3 separate regions of the Mus musculus genome follow, and all the other regions are linked to region 2. Evidence: chromatin loops called from intact Hi-C (ENCODE). Cell type or tissue: heart. All regions are shown on one strand. Each heading gives the region's core, and the rest is flanking DNA. Links, peaks and the distances in the headings are about the cores only. Region 1 holds the start of E2f8 (E2F transcription factor 8). Region 2 holds the start of Gm45086 (a long non-coding RNA gene). Region 3 overlaps Nav2 (neuron navigator 2).

Region 1 (5,397 bases), core at 281-5,280, 130 kb before region 2:
ATAGAAAAACATTTCCTTAGCCTCTCATCCTATCCTGGCCATGGGGGAGGACTTGCCCATGATTATGGGAAGGGACACGATTCAGAAACCCCTAAGGTTACCTTTGAATCTAAGTACCTGAGATGACATCCGTCATCCCCCTACCTTTGATATCTTTTTTTCATAATACTTATTTATTGTTGAATATGTTACACAATCTTCTGAGTTGTACAACACAGAAGAGTGACAGTGGGGTGGAAAAACTGGCCCAGCTCAGTGAGATATGAGCTATTGTGCAACTCATATGACCAGACACAAAGGCATGGAAATCTTCTTGGGTTATATAATCAATAACAAAAAAATAAGATTTGAAGGGAAAGTAAGAAAAGTGACTTCAAGCTTGTCCTCCAACCCCTCGTTTGCACAGTAAGCTGGAAGGTATTCTGCGGTCATCTTTCCTTTAAAATCACACCAAACTTCAAATTGACGCACTATACTTGCGTATGATGCTGGAGATGACCCCTGGGGCCTTGAGCCTGTTAAGTAATCCCTCTGCCCTGAGCTAAATCCCAAGATCCTTGCTTCCTTTTCAAGGTCTCATGACTGACAGCGTCAAGACTTTAAACCTCTCTTCGAAGCACCATTTTTTCATTCTGCTCCACGACTTTGATGACAACTGACAGGGAAGCCACCACTAAACAAAAATGATGTATCTCACCCTTTCTCCCATGTTGAGGGAGGGCTGGAAATGACTGTGACCTGGACTACAAGTCACCGACTTTGCTGTCCTGAGAATTTTCTGAGGCAAGGCACTAGGATATAAGAAGTGGTAAGGGGTGGGGGCTTGGGGGTAGGGTAGAGGTCCTGAATTCTGGCTCTGGATATAAGCTGGGCATCATTCAATCCTTCGGAGCGCTAAGCACTGACAGGTGAAAGATTTGACAAGTAGCCTGACAGACAGTGGCTTAGACAGAAGCCCACACACTACTTCTTGGTGATATATTTAAACTTAGTCCCTGCTCAGTAAAGATGTATCTGTTCTGTAAGCATCCTGTCCTGCCTCATGACGGATTTTTATTTTACATCCGATGCTACAGCCAGCCAGCCCCTATGTATAGCACGTGAATATTCAGGTCCAGTCCTGGTCTTGAGGAACACTTGGGTGACCCTGAGCACCGGAGCTTCTGATAGCTACTAGAACTGAACAGAGAGACACAAAGATGTGGCAGCATCTTGGAAGCCACCCTCAGGAAGAAGACCCTGGCTCATCACCTAGACCTCTGCCCAGTGTGCATTCCCTTTGCACCTGGATCCCGGGGCGGTGTTATGGCATCCACGCCCTAACCACCGCCAGGAAAACACAGTATCTCCCTTGAAGTCAGTGATGGTTAGCTTACTGATGGCCAAGCTCAGTGATGGGACTTGGACTGCGTGGCCCCGAGTCCTTCTGGAGGCTGAAGATACAAAGTTAAAAGCAGGAAGAGCCCAAACCACAATCTTAGATGTAAGCGGGTTGGGCAACATGCGGTCCGGGCGATCCCAGAGTGATCAGAAAAGGGGAAATGTTACAAGGCAAAGGCGGGTGCAAAAGAACTCGAGCACGGAAAGGCATAGTTGGGGTGCCGAGCTTCTTTTTCCACTTCTGCAAAATGAGGGTTTTGGACGAGATGGTCTCCTAACTCTAAAATTCCCTTGACCTGTTCGATATACCAGGCCGATGTCAGAAGCTCATAAAAGGAAAAGGAAGAAAAGCGGGAAAGAGCAAAGAGGGGATCGGCAGACGCAGGACACTGGGGACAGGCTTGGCGGGTTTTCTGAGTTTCTCTCCCTCCTCCCACACCTGCGTGTTCAGAGATCGGCCAACGCCCCGCATCCTTGGGCTTCAGACAACGAAGCTCTTTCCTCCTCACACGTTTCTTTCTGGAAACCGTGGAGCAGAAGCTGCTAAGCAGTCATGCAAAGGGTCGCAGAGGGAACGGTGTCGCTAGGGTCCAGAGGGCAGGTGAGCAGACCCGGTTGACGTGGCACCAAGCTGGGGATGGCGGGGAGCCCTCGAGTCCTAGCCAGCCAGCTCTGGACCAGCCAAATTTCATCCCCCAACTTCGATCTCGGATAAATGGTGTTTGCAAAAAGAAAAAAAAAAAAAAAGAAAGAAAGAAAGAAAGAAAAGGAAAAAAGAAAAAGGAAAAGTTTTTGAGGACTTTTCCCCAAGTCTGGCTGTAGGCGGGGTCGGAGGGTGGTGCCTACAGTCTGATTCGCCGCGGCGGCAGTGCAGAGGCGCGGATTGGCGCGCGGGGCCCCGGGCCGGGAGAGCGGGCGTGGGGGAGGGGAGGCTCCGCGCCCGCGGGAGCGGCTCGCGCCGGGAGCGGGTTAATTTCAAATCGGGGGCTGGACTGCTCCTGGACGGCCACGCTCCCGCGGCCCGCCCGCCGGCCCCCCCCAGCCCCGGCCCCGGTGGCGCCCCCGGCACCCACCTCTGCGCGGCGGGGCTAAGCGAGTCTCCCTGAGACGCGCTGGCTCCCTGAGACGCGCAGCCAGGATTCGGGGCCACCCCGGACCGTCAGCTCTGAAGGAGGATTGACAGGTGAGCGGGGAGCAGACTGCTGCGGCGGGGTTGTGGGATCCCGGGAAGGCCAGGGTGAAGGCGGCCGTTTCCCGCCTCCCGCCCCGCCGGGGCCCGTGGGGAGGAGCCGAGCTCCCGCGCAGAGGGCGGGGGAGGGGCTCGCCCGCGCTCCAGCCCCGCGCACTCGGGGGCGGTGCCAGCTACGGTCCCGCTTTCCGCGCCAAATTTTTAAATCGAAGGCGGAAGGTCCGGCCCCGCCTTGGGGACCTCTAGCCAATCGCAGGCCTTCACCGGGCTTACTGATTGGCTCGGAGCCGTCGCCCTGGAAACCGTGAGATGCTGTCTGGCTGCCCCCGGGGGCGGTGCAGTTGGCGGGGAGGAGGAGCCAGTGCTTGCGCCGGGCGGGACGCGGGCTACTGCTGGGGACTGTACCTGGGACCGGGAGCGCAGCGTACGGTGCGCTTTGGCATCGCGGTGATTTCGGCACCTAGGGAATCCTTCCCTCGCCCCAGTACTTCGTGTATTGAAAGAAGCCTGAAAAAGGGGGTCAAGATCCCAAAGCCCTTTGTAAATGCCCGGTCGTGCGCTTAGAGCGCAGAGGCTGAATTGGAGGGTTGTTCTCAGGCCACTTCACAAGTCCTTCCTTCTGAGCCTGTGCACGTGTGTGTCAGGCGAGAAACTTCAGCATCTCCCCCGATGCAGGCTCGGTGCGTGCTCCATCGGAACCCGGGCTCGTGCGCTCCGTCCGCAGCCCGGATCAGTGCACAGGTGGGTGCTTGCTACAGCCATCTCGAACCTGAGAGAGGACTGTCACTGTAGATTCTGTGTTTGCTTGAAGTCTCGTGACAGAAGGGTTTGATGGAGGAATTTACTGCTGTCTGTTGGCGCGGTCTGCCTAGAGGCAATGTCTGTCCTCAAGGCAAAAATAAACCTGGTTTGTCATTTTTTGTTTGTTTCCGGGGGCTCTTGTGTACGTGAATCATTTTCATCAGCTCTTAATTCTTGCTTTACTTTTTTTCCTTTTAAGGATAGTAAAAAACTTTAATCGATTGGACTACTTAAACCACTGGAACTTGGGGAGGAACTTCAGATTTTTCGTTTTTAAAGACACACTAAATGTATGAGGAATTGACAAAATGGAGAACCAAAAGGTATTTTTAAAGTCCAGTCTATACTGTTGCAATGTCAAATGAAGTATCATCCTGAGTTTTTCGTTAATAAGTTTTCTTAAATTTTTCGTTTGATAGTCACGAATGCTGTATCCTTTTGGTTAACTTTTACAGAAATCCAGAAGGAAATTTTAATTTTTGAAGAGGAATAGGGTTGTCCAGGGTTAAAGTAACCTTTTTGTTTCAAAAGTTTAATATAAATTTAATATATATGGAAAAAGCTTTGGGGTTTTTTCTGTGCTTAAAAAATTATGTATATGTTATTTACATGAACCATTGGAATTCACAAAGGTCATAATTTGATACTGGATTTCTTTGTAAGATAACATTTTAAAATGTCAGCCCTTTAACCTACTGGGCCTCCAAATGCTGTTCCTGACAGATCTCCTGGAAGCATTTAGATGTTAGCTCAATGCTGTCCTTGGCAGTGTTCACTGAAACCCCACCCTTGGATCAGCACCTCCTGAGGGCACCATACTGAACTGAAAATTCAGGTGCCAGCCCCATGTGACCTCCCTCTGCCTCGCATCATCGTCTGCTAAGTAGCAGATTCAGCAGAAATACACACTGAGCCCTTAGTTTCATGGTTGTAATAGAGGATTGTTAACCCGGGCTCCCAAAGTTACTGAGGAAACAGTGTATCTCTGTTCTCTGAGTTGTTGCCTTCCAAATCCCTTTCTTTAAGAATGGTGTACTGCCTGGTGTCTAAAAGTGAAGGGGGCCCAGTCTCTACTATCTATATGAATTGCTCTTAACTTACCAGTGTAGGTAAGTGCTAACTTACCATAGCAGAAACTAGCTCTGAGGCCTTAAATGGCTAACCTTACTTCCCTTGGTCCCATTTTCTGCATCTGTGCCTCAAGCGTTGATGTTGAAAGCAAATTTTTCTGGTCAGAAGTCCTGCTGGTAGGCGGGAGGCCCTAACCGTAAGGGCACCCTCACCTTGGCTGCTTGAGCCTGTTCCTGGTATATCAATGAGCAACCACTGCTCACAGCCACTCCACTGGGTGGGGCCTGGTGTGGGTCCTGAAAGCCTTTACCTGATGTCTCATTAGTAGGAATTTAGGAATTTAGAAGTGATCAGTTACTTAGAGTGATTGGTTCTAGTAAGGAAAGGGAAGGGACTGAGCTCTAAGCTATCTTTACAGCCCTCCTTTCTCAAAATAGAATTTAAAAATAAAACCTGTAGTTAATGTTATTTATTTATTAATGTAAATTCTTAGATCACATGGTGAAGACATTTAGATCCATAGTATCTACCAAGTTAAAAGTGGGAAGTTTAACTATTAAATTTACCGTAGTAGCAGGGGACATGCCTGTAATCACAACAGAGGCAGAGGCAGGAGGATTGTTAATTTAGGGTCAGCTTGTTACTACATAGTAAGTTCCAGACTGGTTGGAATGTATAGTGAGACCTTGTCTCAAGCAAAAAAGGAAAATACTGTCCAGAGATCACTGTGATATTCTTAACCTACTTGGTCAATATGAAAGGCAGAAAGCCTTTCTGCTAGGTTCTGTTTTACAATGAACTCAGTTATTAATTCCTCTTAAACCAGGAAAACCTCTTTTCTGAGCCACATAAAAGGGGACTGATGAAAAGCCCCCTGCATCCGTCCTCGAAGGCCAACATGGTGTTGGCTGAGATCCAGCCTGACTTGGGCCCTCTAACCACACCAACCAAGCCCA
Region 2 (5,397 bases), core at 291-5,290:
AGATGGTCAGTTAAAAAAATAACAAGTGCGTATCTGGCTATCAGTATGTCCTGATGTCTGGCAGAAGCAGTTTCCATCCTCTGGGTAGGAATGTGCCTTCAAGCTAGCTCAATAGAACCCCCAACCCTAGAGTCTCACAATGAAAAGCACACAAAGACACATCACCCTCAGCCAGCTAGGACAGAAATAGCACACCATTGTGATGGGGAGATAGGTTGGTGGGATAAGATACCCCCACTATGTTCATAGCAGCCATATGTATAATAGCCAGAACCTGCAAACAACCCAGAAGTCCCTCAAGAGAGGAATGGATACAGAAAATGTGATTCATTTACACAGTGGAATACTATTCAGCTATTAAAAATGAGGACATCATGAATTTTGCATGCAAACGGATGGAACTAGAAAATATCATCCTGAGTGAAGTAACTCAGACCCAAAGGACATGTATGGTATGTACTTACGGATAAGTGGATATTAGCCAAAATGTACAGAAAACCTAGTATACAACCCACGGACCGTAAGAAGTGTAACATGCAGAAAGGCCCAAGTGAGGCTGCTTCAATCCCACATGGAAGGGGGAATGAAATAATCATGGGAGGCAGAGGAAGGGAGGGATTGGGTGGGAGAGGGGAGGGGAAAAGGGGAACAGAATCAGGTATGGGGGGGGGTTGGAGAAGAGAAGCCCAGAGGGCCAAGAGAATGAGTGGAAATAAGCAGCCTCAGGGGGTGGGAGGTGGGGGAACCCTCTAGAAATGACCAGAGGCCTAGAGAGTGAGAGACTCTAAGGACTCGGGGTGGGGGGGGCAACCTTAGCCAGAATGCCCAACATTGGGGAGAGGGAATTCGAAGACTCCACCTCCAGTAGATAGACAGGGCCTCAAGTAGAGGGACAGGGTTTACCAACCCATAGTCAAAATTTCTGACCCAGAAGTTTTCCTGTCTAAAAGAACTGCAGGGACAAAAATGGAGAAAAGACTGAAGGTAAGAGGGTCCAATGACCGTCCCAACTTGGGATCCATCTCCTGGGAGAGCACTGAGGCCTGACATTATTGATGCTATGATGTGCTTACAGACGTGAGCCTGGCACAGCTGTCCTCTGAGAAGCCCTACCAGCAGCTCACGGAGACAGAAGCAGATACTTACACCCAACCATTGGACTGAAGTTGGGGACACCTATGGTTGAGTTAGGGGAAGGAAGCTTCAGGGGAGAGCAACCCCATAGGAAGTCCAGCAGTCTCAACTGACCCAGATCCCAGGGAGCTCCAAGAGACGGAGCCGCCAACCAGGAGCATACAGGGTTGGTCCGAGGTCCCTGGCACATATATAGCAGAGGTCTGTCTGGTCTGGCCTCAGTGGGAGAGGATGAGCTTAATCCTTCAGAGACTTGAGGCGCCAAGGAAGGGGGAGGTCTGGGGTGTGTATGGCACCCTCTTGGAGGCCAGGGGTGAGTAGGAATGGGGTGAGGAACTATGGGAGGGAGGACCGAGGTGGGGGCAATGACTGGAATGCAAATAAATATAAAGTACTCTTTTTTTTTTAACTTATTTATTTATTATACATAAGTGCACTGTAGCTGTCTTCAGACACCCCAGAAGAGGGCATCAGATCTCATTACGGATGGTTATGAGCCATCATGTGGTTGCTGGGATTTGAACTCACGACCTTCAGAAGAGCAGTCGGCCCTCTTAACCGCTGAGCCATCTCTCCAGCCCCAATATAAAGTACTCTTTAGTTGATTCCTAGTACCCACCTCGCAAGCTGGGCTTGGTGGCACGCCTTTCTGACCTCAGTGCTGGGGAGGGGAGGACAGGAACATCTCTAGGACCCACTGGCCGGTCAGCCCAGCTGAATTAGAGAGCGCTGGGCCAAGAGAGAAACCCCGTGGCAAAAAACAAGGTGGAGGGCACCTAAGATAATACTGGAGACTGAACTCTGGCCTCCACACAGGGGCAGTGGGCATAAAGTTTGACTGATAGGGAGGGAAGGAGAGAGGGCGGAAGGAAGGAAGAGAGTGAGATAGATAGACAGGCAAAGAGACAGACAGACAGACAGATAAAGAAGGCATAAAGTTGGGTGGGTTGGGGGTGGTAGAGAAGCTGGAAGAAGATGGGGGAGGGGAAATATGATCATAATATATTGTATTAAAAAAAAAAAAGACTGGTTGATGGTGGCGCACGTCTTTACTCCTAGGGCTCCAGAGGCAGAAGCAGTCGGATTTTTGTGAGTTTGAGCTCAGCCTGGTCTACAGAGTGAGTTCCAGGATAATCAGGACTACATAGAGAAAACGTAGATTGAGAAACAAAACAAAAATAAAAACAAAACAAAAACAGAGAAAGAAAGGATTGAAGGAAGGAAGGAAGAAAGGAAGAAGGAAAGAGAAAATTCAAATATGTCTACCCCTGGCAGTTAGTGAGTCTGCCTGAGCCTGAGTCTGGGATAGCCATCACAAATGCATTATCCTTCAGTGACCCCTCTGCCCAGCTTCTGTCTAGTATACCCAGCTTGCTCTCAGTTTCCTGGTTCCTTCCCCAGCTCCCAGCACTGACTTCTGGTCCTCCTTCTTATTTAAGGGACATATTCAGGGACTCCCCAGGTCCTCTTTCAACTACACATTGAACAACGCGGGGGAGGGGCACTGTCAGTACAAGGGTGGGTAGAATGGGGTCTCAAGCTAACCACCCTGGCCACAGGTATGATCACGCTCCATTTAATTGCTGCCCTCTGCGTGCCCACTGGTGGCTGACATTGTGAGCTTAGCTGAGACAGGCAGACACCACACTCAGCTAGAAACTGCCAGCACCAGGGCTTACACAACTGTGTTCGGTGGCTGCCCTTTCTCCATTATGCCACAACTTCCTCTAATTAGAGCCAAGTTAATCACCAACCCACCCTCCCTTTTATTGTGTTAAATAAACTCTGACCAGCCTTTTTCGGTGTTCCAAACTTTAAGTTTACCCAATTGGCTGAAAAGTCTATGGGGTCATTGCCAAGTGCAGTGTTATTTATGATCAAGGAAATATTAATGTATGTTCTGGTAGATCAAAGGTCAGTGGAGACAGAAGTCAACCCAATACCGCAGGGCACAGGGTGCTAAGTACCAGAAGAGATAGGTTCCCTGTGAGTGCAATATCTTTGATAAATAGAAAAACACCTTTTTAAACTCGAAGGGCAAACACAAAAGGCCCCACAAACATGATCATAGGGACACACAGCTGGGCCAACAGAACTTTAAGGTGGATCCACGTGAAAGAAGTCTATTAGCGCCCTCTTGTGGGAAAGTTTAACACTGCAGGGCCACAGAGGCCATCCCTACCCAGCCCTGTTCTAAAGCGTTCAGACACACCCTGCCCCACCTTGGCACCATTACTACCCCTCCCACACCCACCCAGGGGTCGTTAACACTTTCCCTGCCCCACCCTGGCCCTACTAGGCTGGCAGGCCTCACTAGGTGGAGTCACTTTTGAAGGTTTCTGGGAAGAGAGTGACATGGAGGTCCCGGACCGAGGCGCCCTGAGATTCAGAGACACTGTGTGGCAAGCCATCTGTTGAGACAGATGTTGAGGCAGCCGGTCTCCATGGTTTGATTCCAAAGACGAGAGAACTACAAAAGCCGTGACAGCCCCCTCCGATTTGATAGGCTTTCAGCGGTGGGCAGTGCTCATGAAAGGCATGTGTTCTGCCAGAGAAGCAGCAGCAGCAGAGGTGCGGTCTGGGGCTTCCCTCAATCGCAGACGAGCAGGGAGCCTTGGCTTTTATTTTGCTTCCTGGTGTCAGCCCTCCTCTCTGCTCCATCCTAGACTAAGCGTCAACTGTATGTTGAGCAGTTTCAGCTCTGCTTGATCATGGAGATTTGTACCCCTAAACCAGGTTTCAGAGGTTTTGGAGACGCCCAGGAAGAGAACGGGACAGTTAAGACGATCAAGATGACTGTTCAGTTGCTGCAGGGAACCCCTGCGCGCTGCCAAAGCAGGCTACTTAAGGATTACAAGATTTTAGCACCATTGACTGCCATCTAGTGTTCAAATATGGTAGCGTCACATCGCTTTTACAAACCTTGTAAAAAATGTGATTGCCTTTGAGAATCCGAGCTTGCTCTTTGTTCTCACAGTGTTAGGATCCCCAAAAGTAATCAATCGATCGATCAATCAATCAATCAATCAATCAATCAATCAATCACCCAATCACCCAATTCAATTCAATTCTTACTAAAAAGAGACACAGAAACACAAATGGCACATAATCTCATGTGAATTTTACAAAAGCTAATCTTTTAACCACTGAGAGTCAAATGGGGGAAGTAACAAGGAAAGGAAATTATGACCAGTGGGTACTAAGTTACAGTTAGATAAGAGTGAGTGTTGGTGTGCCAGCACACAGTAGGGTGGTTATAGAAAATGGTAATACATTTTCAAAAATCTAAAGGAAAATTTTTTCATAAAGAAATGTTTTAGGAAATAGGTACACTTGTCCGAATTAGAGCACCATGTAAAAGATCTATATATTTGGGTGTTATATGGCATCCTATAAATATGTACAACTTTTATGGCTCAATTAAAATACAATAATAATAATAAGGTTTTTCTTACGCAGCTCTATACATGATGATGAAACTTTTGGTGGAGGTCTTAAATTTAACCTGAAACTTGGCAATGAAATTTGAGGCAGAATAACAGGACTAACCCAGCATCTTTTGTACCTGGTAGTTTGAACTGTATCATTCAAATTTTTTAAAATTTTATTTTATTTTTTATTCACTTTACATCCCACTCACTGCCCCTATCCTTCCCCCATCCCCTCTTCTCTGAGCAGGTAGGAGCCCCCCTGGGTATCCCCTCCACCCTGGCACTTCAAGTCTCTGTGAAGCTAGATGCTTCTCTTTCCACGGAGGCCAGACAAGGCAGCCCAGCTAGAAGAACATATCCCACATTCAGGCAACAGCTTTTGGGATAGCTCCACTCCAGTTGTACTGGACTCACCTGAAGACCAAGTTGCACATCTGCTACATATATGGGAGCGGGGTGGGGCAGGTCTAGGTCCAGCCCGTGTGCGTTCTTTGATTGATAGTTCAGTCTCTGAGAGCCCTAAGGGTTCAGGTTAGTTGATTCTGTTGGTCTTCCTGTGGAGTTCTATACCCGTTGGGGCATGCAATCCCTCTTCCTATTCTTCCATAAGAGTCCCCAAGCTCCATCCACTGTTTGGCAGTTGGTGTCTGCATCTGTCTGAGTAAGCTGCTGGGTGAAGCTTTTCAGAGGACAACATCAAGCAGAATAAGAGTATAAATAATAGTGTCGGGGATTGGTGCTTACCCATGGTATGGGTCTCAACTTGAGCCCTTGTTGGATGGCCATTTCCTGGAGATGCTCCCCACCTCCTCACCCCTGTAAGTTGCAGATT
Region 3 (5,397 bases), core at 290-5,289, 520 kb before region 2:
GAGACAAGCAGCATCGAGACTAACGTTTGAAAGAGGCCAGTGGGCAGGAAGACACTAGAATCTCTTTTCTACCTGGACTCCATACAATGAAGATAACGTGCTCAGAAAAAGCCCGTGATCCACAAATGTGAGAGAGGTGGGTGCTACATAAGTGACCTATGCGTGGTCAGGGGGCCATGTGGGCCAGCTTTTGAACATATACGTCTCCCTCAGTTCAATACTCATGTGTCCTTGGTCCGACTCACTGCCCCAGACACAAGAGCCAGGGGGACTTCATTGATGCCCCAGGACTCACCTCTGCACCTACAGCAATGTGACCTTTTCTTTCTGTGTAATGTACTCTAGCACTGGACCTAGTACCCAGAGGTGTTTAATATTTAATACCCATCCTCCCTGTCTCTCTGTCTCTGTCTATGTCTCTCTCTCTCCATCCTTCCCTCGCCTTGGTCTCCCCCTCTCTGTCTCTCTTCCTTCTTGCTCCCTCCCTCATCCTCCCTTTCTTCCGTGTTCTCTTTGGTCCTTAAAGCCAGATTTTCACATACCTTCCTTGAAGCTTGCTTTCTTTCCCTTCCCTGAATCTGGAATGCACCCCGTATTTTTAACTCTGACCCAGAGACGCGGAATCTGTCCCTTTCAGACACTTTCTCTATGTCTACTTACTCTAGGTATCAGCCAGTGCTCCAAAAAGCTCCAGGACATGCCCTGTGCTACTGCCCTGGCTCCAAGGTCAAGTGGTCCAAAAGGCCAAGAGGGTGGCCTTTCCTGCCTGCTTCTGTAGCTTCTTCATAGGATGGTGAGCTTGGCCACCAAAATGGGCTAAGCATACTGATGTTTGGCAAGAATCTTTATATAGATAGTGACTCCCTCAAAAGCATTTACCAGGTGCCTTATCCACCCTGGGGTAGGGATTCTCTTCCCTAAAGAAGAGTCTAACAAATGAAATATGTTTCCCATGACACCTGAGGTAGCTGTGGTCAGCATCTGTAATGGAACAGCTAGGTGGAATGGTGATAGCCTATGTTAGGGTTTAGACCAGAGTCCGAATCCGCTCTGCCTTTTATGAGGTGGTAGACACTCGACAAGCTCAGCCCTCGTGCAGCACAGCCTGAGCACTCCTGCCTAGGGGCTTGGGATGGGTTTTAAAGGCCCACAAGTGTTTCCTAATTACTTGTGTTTTGACTCCAGATGGCTGGGAAAGGCAGGCTGACAAAATGACTGTGAGTGTAGACTCCTGGCCCGAAATCGAGCTTTGTACAAATTAGCTCCGGGGGGCTCAAGTCCATCACACCCAGGAAGTCTCAGTTATTCCTGTCATAAAGTGGATCTAATCTTGGCTGTCATTTCCCCATCCGCTTATTCCAAGATTATCAAGTCAGTCCACACCAGGCATCCCACAAAGACAGTACTAAGCTTATAGAGATTTAATTCTAAGTCAGTTAATGGTTCTGCTTAGCACATGCCCAGTACAGTTGCCGCTACCTCAGGAGTCTCAGGATTGATGCATGATACTCCCTGAGATGAGCCAACTCTCCAGATCTGGGGTCACCAGATCACAGGTTGCAGTCTGTGGCACACGCAGGTGAGGAGTGTACTCAAGGCTCAGCCTTCGGCATGATCAGAGCCAAGGCCCAGGGGCTGCCACAGAGGTTCCCTTATCCATAGCCTGTGCTCAGACCGAGTCCCACAGCCTAACAGGAGGCGGCCTAGAAACATCACAACTCTTTGCTTTGCTTGGCAGGAAGCTATTTTAGGCCTAGCACGGGAGGATGCTGCATGCATTAACATGATCACGGCTTCTCTGATTACAGCAAGTGGCTTTTATTTTTAAAACTGTTTCATGGTGAGAAGACGTGCCCAGTGCGTGCCCAGAGCTGGTGGGTATGGAGGAGGGCCCAGTCGGGGTAGCATTCTACGTGTGGACACCAGCTTGGGACTGCCACTGCTCTCTGTGAACCCTCTGCTCTCCGTGCCTCCATGGACCTTCAACTTTATAAGGAGGCTCTCTTATGTCAGAAGGTGGGAGCTGGTGGCCTCCCTGGTGCTGGGGGTCAGGCTGGCCCTGGCTGCTCTGTGTTGAGCAGATGGCAGCATGTGGCACCCAGGTGGGTATTCTGTCTCCTTCCTCTCACCAATGCCAGCCTCCAACCACCGTTGGTTCCTCTATCTCTGCAGGTTATTTTTACCACAGGGCAGAAAAAAAAAAGTGATGCTATTTCTTCATGTTCTCCCCTGAAACCATTGCACCAGCTCCCTGAGAAAAACCTCTTGACAGATGGCTCTAGTCTTTGGTGCTCAGAGAAGCAACAATGATCCTGAGCTGCAGGCAAGCTACCTAAATGCAGGGTGAGTGGCGTCAACCCCTTTCTTCAGAAAGGCTTGGAGGTTGGGAGTTCAAGTCTCGACTCCAGCGAGCTATGTCACATTAAGGAAGTGACTCGGTCTCACCGAGTTCCACTTCTTCCCACCTAAGATGAAGTCAAGGGTGGGCACTTTTTGTGAGATCACTGCAAGATTGGTTACTCTAGAGCAGTGGTTCTCAACCTATGGGTCGTGACCCCTTGTGGGGTTACATATCAGATATCCCACACATCAGATATTTACATTACAATTCACAACAGTAGTGAAATTACAGTTATGAAATAGCGATGAAAATAATTGCATGGTTTGGGGGAGGGGGGCAGTCACCATAACAGGAGAAGCTGTGTTAAAGAGTCACAGGATTAGGAAAGTTGAGAACCACTGCTATAGAGCCTGGCACAATGTAGGCATAGCTCTTTACTGCCTGATGCAGTTGTCTGGGGAACGGAGTTCTACAAAGCACACTGGAAGATGACAACCAGAGAACTGCTCCTACAGCCCACCTGACCCCACCTCCTGCCACCCATGTCTCCCCTAAGAACTTTGAGTAGGAGCCCAGGAAAAGCTCAGAGCCAGGCTGCAATCAGCCATGCTGTGCTCGAAGGCCCCAGAGTAGCCCCAAACTCACAGAGAAGCCAAACACCAACTGTGGTGTACATTTAGTGAGCACCTACTATGTGCCAGGTCCTAGGTACAGCATGCTTCAAACCTCGAATTTCCTCCTCCAAACATCACAGGGAAGGTGCTGTTATCCCACTTTAGAAGTAAGAAGATTGCAGATCAGGAAATAAAGGACTATCTGAGGTTCCTGTGACTCTGAGGCCGGGACCCAACTCTGGCTTGGCAAGACGTAGAATTGTGCTCAATAACAACAGACTGCTGAGGCAGGGTGCCAGGACTGAGGGCTGCTCTCCCTCCCCCAACATAGCCTTCTGTGGTACATCTGGCCAGGACAGTGAATTCTAGACATGACTGGCGTAAGTGGGGGGGGGGGGGTGAATCTCTCCCGCTCTTGCCCGTGCCCTTCGGGTTGCCCACACTGTACCTTCATTAGCCAAACATGTGAGCCCTCAAGGGAAGGGCACCTTCATCTGTGGTTGGCAAAGATGCCAGGAAGCTGCACATTTGGCTGAGCATAAATAAGAGAAGGGATCAGGGCATAGGAGTGTTTGGGGACAGGAGACCCTAATGAAAGGGACCAGTAGGTAAGGTCCTTTTTATGTCCCCCACACTTCAGCCATCTCCGGAGACTGGAACCAAGTGATCGCCGTCGTGCTGAGGGACATGCCTGAAGTTGGTTTGCTCTCTTTTTCCTTTCAAACAGCTCACTCCTACTTTACCTGTGGAGGCTCGTCTTTGCTGGGTCCACATAGTCGCTGTTCCCATCACTGAGCTAGGAGCCTGAGCCACAACCATACTCATTTGGAGTCATCACAGCTCTTCAGGTGCCTCCAGTCTCTTCTTACCAAGTCCAGTCCCCACCCACCTTTCTCCCAGAACTCTTCATTGAGGCCCCAGGGACAGCACTCACTTGCAGCCCCACATGGCCCATCAAGTGCCCTGCTTCTAACCATTCCAACCCCATCTGTGACTCAAGTCCACTTGCCTCAAGGTCCATCCCTACTCTGGACCATTCTCACCCCATGTGCTTCTGCTTCTCTGTCTGTAAAATGTGGAGCTTATAAGAACATTTTCCTTGTAAGACTGTTGCAAACACTAGACAGCGGCCAGACGTGGACTCAGTGATGATCAGCCGCCATCCCATCTTCCCTGCCCCAGCGCCACCTTACCCCATCTCCATGGCCACTATCATGTCTCCACAGCTCCATGCCACCCCACCACCCTCCTGTTTCCAGAAGCACCAGCATCTCCAAGCCACCAGCAGCACCCAGGCCAGACCTTAGTCTCCACCCTTGCCAACCGGGCTCCTCTCCTCTGCTCAGGATCCCACCCCAGGTCTCTGTTTTGTGGGTCTGAGACCAGGCAGGCTGTCTGGCTTGCAAGGTCATCATTATTCTTCACCCTGCCTCACCTCCTCACTGCGGGATGACCAGCATCAGACTCTTCTCATCTCTGGGACCCCGCTTTCCTTTCTGGTGTGTGAGGTCTCAAACCTGGGACATACAGCTGATATGCCTGATGACGGATCAAAGTGGACTCTAGCCACCAGGTTCTCCCAGCACCCCTTGGTCCCTATGTGTTACAGGGTCCTCCTGGCTGGCATACCCTACGCCCTACCCTGATCTCTATCCCACGGACTAGGTTACCTCTTCCCTCAGCTCCTTTGGCCTCTGTATAACTCAGCCATTTAGGCTGCACTACTCACTTGGCCAGTCTCTTGGCCTAGTCCACCCACCTTGGTCGGTGGCTCCTCTCTTGTTCTCCCTCTCCTCTCTTTTCACCTGGCCCAGATCATAGCCGTGTTCACTCTTAACCCTTCCATATGTCTCTGGTTTTGATTTCCTTCATATCTACAATAAACCTCCTCCTCAACCATTGCTAGTAGTCATGAGTTCGTTTTTATTTTTTTATTTTTTCATTCAGTCCGTCCTTTAAGAAAAGAAGTGAAAGGAGCAGATCTTCCCCATCTTACCAATAGGCACTAGGTATCTTTTGGTCCAATGCAGAAAGTGGAGTACTTCCTGTGCTCGGCTACAACCTCAAAGGCAGGCCCATGTCTGCTTCTAGTTGGTGTCCCTTAAAGCATGCAGACCTTGGCACATGGCAGACAGCATGGCAGGGGCTCTGGGCTAATAAACGTACACTCCAAACCAGTGCTACAGTTTAAAGCTACAAGAGCCAGCTCAAAACCACCCAACCTTTGCCTCACGCCACTCTTCTGAAAGGTGAGAACCATGGCAAGCCCTCAGCCCAGGGCAAGCAAGCTTCCCTGCACACTTTCAACCATCGAGGCTGCTGTTGGGAATCAGCATAGCCCCCAGCGGAGGGCAAGCATCCACCTGCATCAGAAGGCTGCAGGGGCTTGAGGCTGGCTTTCTCTAGATAGTTCTTCCCTAACCTCTCCCCATAAACCTTGCT

Evidence for each region. A loop is a pair of places that touch in the nucleus more often than their neighbours do. Peaks named below come from ENCODE experiments on the same cell type or tissue, not always from the same donor. Only the 100,000 strongest peaks of a DNase experiment are listed, where the experiment ranks them.
Region 1: it touches region 2 in a loop (4-fold over the local background); 34 of 42 quality-filtered maps call a loop at or near these places.
Region 3: a loop joins it to region 2, with 4 times the contacts of the local background. A loop is called at or near these places in 6 of 42 quality-filtered maps.

The regions. Positions count from the first base shown.
Region 1 is chr7:48,878,574-48,883,970 of GRCm38, reverse strand. It overlaps E2f8 (E2F transcription factor 8), which reads left to right and starts at 2,930. Exons shown (of 13, transcript NM_001013368.5): 1 at 2,930-3,310; 2 at 3,570-3,693; 3 at 5,268-5,397. The coding sequence starts at 3,679. Gm2788 (predicted gene 2788) reads right to left here and starts at 2,671. Exons shown (of 2, transcript NR_155436.1): 1 at 2,454-2,671. LOC115486422 (a long non-coding RNA gene) reads right to left here. Exons shown (of 3, transcript XR_882082.2): 3 at 3,347-3,450. In heart, for the core only: no CTCF peak of the experiment used is centred there; DNase peaks (open chromatin) are centred at 1,500, 2,260 and 2,860; H3K4me3 peaks cover 3,751 bases; H3K27ac peaks cover 3,450 bases.
Region 2 is chr7:48,747,994-48,753,390 of GRCm38, reverse strand. Gm45086 (a long non-coding RNA gene) reads left to right here and starts at 5,200. Exons shown (of 3, transcript XR_001778121.1): 1 at 5,200-5,383. RefSeq lists an enhancer at 2,411-4,390. In heart, for the core only: CTCF peaks have their summits at 3,286 (motif pointing left) and 4,016 (motif pointing left); DNase peaks (open chromatin) are centred at 3,320 and 3,960; H3K4me3 peaks cover 941 bases; H3K27ac peaks cover 710 bases.
Region 3 is chr7:49,264,501-49,269,897 of GRCm38, reverse strand. The region is part of intron 1 of Nav2 (neuron navigator 2); the gene reads right to left. Among named protein-coding and RNA genes, the nearest start is that of Nav2, 21 kb to the right of the region's middle. In heart, for the core only: no CTCF peak of the experiment used is centred there; a DNase peak (open chromatin) is centred at 3,337; H3K27ac peaks cover 533 bases.